Regions from separate parts of the Homo sapiens genome. Here region 2 is linked to region 1. Evidence: read pairs that join two places in POLR2A ChIA-PET (ENCODE). Cell type or tissue: PC-9. All regions are shown on one strand. Each heading gives the region's core, and the rest is flanking DNA. Links, peaks and the distances in the headings are about the cores only.

The links. ChIA-PET counts read pairs that join two places held together with the same protein. Peaks named below come from ENCODE experiments on the same cell type or tissue, not always from the same donor. Only the 100,000 strongest peaks of a DNase experiment are listed, where the experiment ranks them.
Region 2: POLR2A ChIA-PET joins it to region 1 with 5 read pairs; 3 of 35 experiments call an interaction of 5 or more read pairs at or near these places.

Annotation. Positions count from the first base shown.
Region 1 is chr22:40,805,824-40,808,630 of GRCh38, forward strand. The region is part of intron 1 of SLC25A17 (solute carrier family 25 member 17); the gene reads right to left. Among named protein-coding and RNA genes, the nearest start is that of MIR4766, 6.7 kb to the right of the region's middle. In PC-9, for the core only: no CTCF peak of the experiment used is centred there; no DNase peak of the experiment used is centred there.
Region 2 is chr22:40,481,509-40,484,315 of GRCh38, forward strand. All of the region lies in intron 3 of MRTFA (myocardin related transcription factor A), which reads right to left. Among named protein-coding and RNA genes, the nearest start is that of MRTFA-AS1, 39 kb to the right of the region's middle. In PC-9, for the core only: no CTCF peak of the experiment used is centred there; DNase peaks (open chromatin) are centred at 633 and 1,083; H3K27ac peaks cover 1,339 bases.

The DNA.
Region 1 (2,807 bases), core at 143-2,642:
AAATTTGTGTTATTTTAAGCCACTAAGTCTTGGTCATTTGTTACAGCAGCAATAGAAAACTAATACAGCCGGATTACTATTACGCAAATTGTGGACACAAACACTGGGAAGCAGAAGGAAGCCCTGGGCCAGCTTTCAGGTTGACTGACTGGGTGCCACAGTAATACCAGACAGGCAGTACCAGTCCCAGCTAGTAACTGTGAGTATGGGAACCTGACATGCCAAAGGTGACTTGGAGCACCCAGCTGGAACAGGAAATTCTGTGCCCAGAAAGCTAACCATTATCATATTTTGCCAGAAACCCATTCCACTTTTTTGCTACAATCCCTGGAGGCTGGAAGCAGTAAACAGATAGGCAGAGGCAGGGGGAAAGCTGTGAAGTGGGGAGGAAACTAAAAGCTGACCAGTTTTAACCAATTAAAGGAAAGGGTACACACACATACACACACATGTATGGATTTCTTTTAGGCTTTGTTAGAAAACGTAAGTGTAAATGTGAGGGTTAAATATTTAAAGTTGAAATGTAGGCTTCCATTTCCAGCAATATGGTAGCCTAGACAACGTGCTGCAAAATACCTAGAAATGTCGAATAAAATATATATAACAAATATCCTTTAAATGCTTAGCTGAGCTTGCAAGAAAGTAAGGGAAATCCATTGGGGCCAGAAAGAAGATTAAAAACCTACAGGGTTATGAAGGCTCTTCTATTTTGGTTGTCTGAGGATTTTTTTTGCCAGTCTAATTGCTCAAGGGGCTTAAAAAAAAAGGTGAAATTAACATATTATAAAATTAACCATTTTAAAGTATTCCATTCTATATATTCATAATATTATTCAACCAGTACCAAAGTTCCAAAATATTTTCATCATCCCAAAGAAAATCTCATACTCATTAAGCAAGTACTTCCCATTTCCCCCTTCACTCAGTTCCTGGCAGCCACTAATCGGCTTTCTGTCTCTATTCTGGATATTTACTCTAAAGGAAATCATGTAACCTGTGACTTTTTGCTACCGGCTTTTCCTTTCTTGTCTTAGAGATGGGGTCTTGCTATGTTGCCCAGGCTGGAGTACTGTCTGTACCTATTCATAGGCACAATCATTGTATACTACAGCCTTGAACTCCTGGCTCAAGTGATCCTTCTGCCTCACTCTCCCAAGTAGCTATGACTACTGATGATTGCCACCATGCCCGGCCATGGCTTCTTTACACTTATCATGCTTTCAAGGTTCACCCATCTTGTAGCACATACAAATTCTTCATTCCTTTTTATAGCTGAGTGTTCCATTGTGTGTATATGCCACATTTTATCTATTCAAAATGTTTTGGAATGAGATAGAGGTGGTGGTTATACAACATTGTGAATGTATTAAATACCACTGAACTATGCTTGAAATAAGTTTATGTTGTATGAATTATATCTCAATTAAAAAAATTAATCCTCACAACAACCCAGTGAAGCAGGCACTATCATTCTCTTTATTTTATAGACAAGGAAGCAGATGCCAAAAGGTACAGCAATTTTCCTAAAGTCAGACAGCTTGTGATAGAATCAGTATTTGAACATAGGCAGCCTGACTACAGAACTCACGCTCTTACTATAATTAAAACTTTTTAAAAATTACTAATATAGAAATAAAAATTAGAGGCCAGGTGCGGTGGCTCATGCCTGTAATCCCACCACTTTGGGAGGCCAAGGTGGACGGATCATGAGGTCAGGATATCGAGACCATCTTGGCTAACATAGTGAAACCCCTTCTCTACTAAAAATACAAAAAATTAGCTGGGTGTGGCAGCGTACACCTGTAGTCCCAGCTACTCAGGAGGCTGAGGCAAGAGAATAGCATGAACCCGGGAGGCGGAACTTGCAGTGAGCCGAGATCGCGCCACTGCACTCCAGACTGGGTGACAGAGCAAGACTCCATCTCAAAAAATAATAATAATAATAATGTACTCCAAATGCTAAAGGTAAATTTGGAACACAGCATTCTATACCTCAGGGACTTGCTATATTTGTCTCCTAGCCAAGCAAACACAAAGATGACTGTTTTTATAAGCAGCTGTTACCTGAAGCAAAATTATTTGTTATATATGTGAGTCTTATGCCAAGCTGTATAAGCATATAACTTTTCAGAATTTGAATTAAATTTATCTTAACATAAACACTCATTTTTTTCCCCTGAGGACTGTCTGTTCACTTACATAAAATTAGAAGGCACAAAATACCGAGAAGATAACCACAATGTACAATACTGTTGTGCGAGAGGCATAAAATAAATCCATTATTTTGAGTCCCACAGAATTCTAACCATCTATCTGAGTGGGAGTTCTAACGCTGACAGCAATTACAATTTTAAACAATCTATTTCCCAAGAGACACCCTTCTTTGTATCTCACTCAAAACATTTTTAATTACAACACTCTATCTTCCCACCCCCACAGCATTTAACCATTCAGTGTTGGGAGAATAAGTGACTTCCTACACTATATTGGCACTTGAAGCAGTGGAGTCCCTTCAGCTGAGAAGTGAGGAGATGGGGCAGGGTAGTTAAGGGGTCTGCCCAAAGCCAGAGTGGCAGAGGCAAGGTTACAACCAAGATCTCTGACTCCTACTCCTACTGTTTATTGTTCTCCTACAGAAGTTCTCAACCTTTTTTCAATGAAGACACACATGACGTTGAAATTTTCTTTTCCACTTATAAAAGTGTACACAACACACACACATAAGATCTGGGAAAATCAAACAACTAATTCTTAAGAATGATTATATGGGAAGGGAGGGAATTAAGAGTGGTTTCCATTTCTCATGC
Region 2 (2,807 bases), core at 41-2,540, 320 kb before region 1:
CGTATTATAATTTCAGGGAGTACATTATGTGAAGAAAAATATAGTGGAACAAGAGAACAGAGAGTGACAGGGGTGGTGATAATTTTAGATAGGGTACACAGAGAAGGCCCTTTTGAAGAGACCGATGACTCTTGGACAGAAACCTAAATAATATGACAAACCATAAAAATGATCTGGAGAGTATTCCAGACATAAGAAATTGCAAGTGCAAAGGCACTGAGAAAAGGCTTGCCTTGAAAAGAAAACTAAAATAGAAGAAATGAGGACTCTGACCAGGCGCGGTGGCTCACGCCTGTAATCCCAGCACTTTGGGAGGCCAAGACAGGCAGATCACAAGGTCAGGAGATCGAGACCATCCTGGCTAACACGGTGAAACCCCGTCTCTACTAAAAATACAAAAAGTTGGCTGGGCGTGGTGGTGGGCACCTGTAGTCCCAGCTACTCGGGAGGCTGAGGCAGGAGAGTCGCTGGAACCCGGGAGGCAGAGCGTGCAGTGAGCCGAGATCGCACCACTGCACTCCAGCCTGGGTGACACAGCAAGACTCCCATCTCAAAAAAAAAAAAAAAGAAATGAGGACTCTAATGTGTTTAGCTCTTACATTGTGTTGTCACTGGGTAGAAGTACTACTACGGTGACTCATTTCATCTCAATGGCTATTTGAGATATGTACTATCTCATAGATGAAGAAGCTGCACAAGTGGTAACAGGTAGAGCCAGAGTTCAAACACAGGTTGGCCTGATATCAAAGCTTGTGCTTTTTCTACTATATCACATTTATGCCACAGTCATAATAAAAATATTAATAACTATAAATAAATATTATTCCCCACATCCTCAAAAATCTGAAGCTCACCACTTCATTTTGGGTAGCTGCTCATCTCCCCCCTTGAGGTGACCTCCTATTCTAATGGTGGCAAACAGATCTCAAAGTGCCAATTACTTCAATGTCATCAGTCTCTTTCCTGAGGATCTATAAAGCAATGTGCAACCAACTCCATCATGTAAGATCTGGGCATAGCATGCACTTGCACCAGATGCCTGAACAGGGTGGAGATAAACTAGGAATGTGCTTCCTTTAGCACTTTTAGGTAGGGCCATCTGAACACTCCCTTCCAAAGTTAAAGGCACCAAGAACAGCATTTTCCTTATTGCATTAGTTCTGCCCATTCACTGAGAAAATATGGGCAGCCTTGAATCTCATTTGCTAATCCCTGCTGGTATCACTGATGCTGACATTCTGCACCCAACTTTGTTGTACAGATTCAAAACTTGGAATAGGGTAGTCATTCTAGAGCAAACCAAAAGTGACAAAAAATTGTTTTCCTTAAAATTAAATTAGGCCAGGGACAGTGGGTTGTGCCTATAATCCCAGCACTTTGTGGGGGTCAAGGTGGGAGGATTACTTGAGAGCTGGAGTTGGAGACCAACCTGGGCAACACAGGGAGACAACATCTGGTTGTGTGTGCCTGTAGTGTATGCCTGTTGACCCAGACTGCAGTGAGCCACCACTGTGCCACGGCACTCCAGCCTGAACAAGAGTGAGCCCGTCTCAAAAAAACAAAACACAGAGACAGGATCTCACTCTCTTGCCGAGGCTGGAATGCAGTGGTGCAGGATCACAGCTCACTGTAATCTCAAACTTCTGGGCTCAAGTGATTCTTCCACCTCAGCCTCCCAAATAGCTAGGACTGCAGGCGCTCTCCACCACGTCTGGCTAATTTTAAAAAAATTTTTTTGTAGAGATGGGGTCTCACTATATTGCCCAGGTTGGTTTCAAACTCCTGGTCTCAAGCAATCCTCCTGCTTCAGTCTCCCAAAGTGCTGGAATCACAGGCGTGAGCTACTATGACAGACCTAAAGTAATTTTTTTTTTTTTTTTTTAAGATAGGGTCTCAGCCAGGCGCAATGGCTCACGCCTGTAATCCCAGCACTTTGGGAGGCCGAGGCGAGTGGATCACGAGGTCAGGAGATCAAGACCAACCTGGCTAACATGGTGAAACCCCATCTCTACTAAAAATACAAAAAAGTAGCCGGGTGTGGTGGGGGGCGCCTGTAGTCCCAGCTACTCGGGAGGCTGAGGCAGGAGAATGGCATGAACCCAGGAGGCAGAGCTGGCAGTGAGCCGAGATAGTGCCACTGCACTCCAGCCTGGGTGACAGAGTGAGACTGTCTCAATAAAAAAAAAAAAATTAAAATTAAAATAAAAAGATAGGTCTCATTCTGTCGCCAGGATGGAGTACAGTGGTGCGATCATGGCTCACTGCAGCCTTGACCTCCCGGACTCAATCAGTCCTCCCACCTCAGCCTCCTGAGTAATCGGGACTACAGACGCACAGTAGCATGCTTGACCAATTTTTGCTTTTTGGGGGTTTGTTTTTGTAGAGATGGTGTTTCACCATGTTGCTCAGGCTGGTCTCAAACTCCTGGACTCAAGTGATCCGCTCACCTCAACCTCCCAAAATGTTGGGATTACAGGCTTTGCTGGGATTGGGCATGAGGCACTACACCTGGCCCTTTTCTATGGGAAGCAGTAGGGAATAGAAAGGTGATTAAAAATTAGACCATATGGGTTGGGTTATAGATAGATAGATAATTAGATAGACAAACAATCTGAAGCTTATTCAAATGTTTATGTATCAAGTTTTCTATGGATAAAGAAAAAAAAAACAGTAAATTCTCACTCTTCAGTCCTAAATGATGTAAAATTTTAGCTATTTGACTCAAAAAGATAAAAATTTAAAAATAAAATTTGATAAAGTCTGCAGCAAAATTTGTCTTCTCTGTGGAAGAAAGAAATCCATAAAAT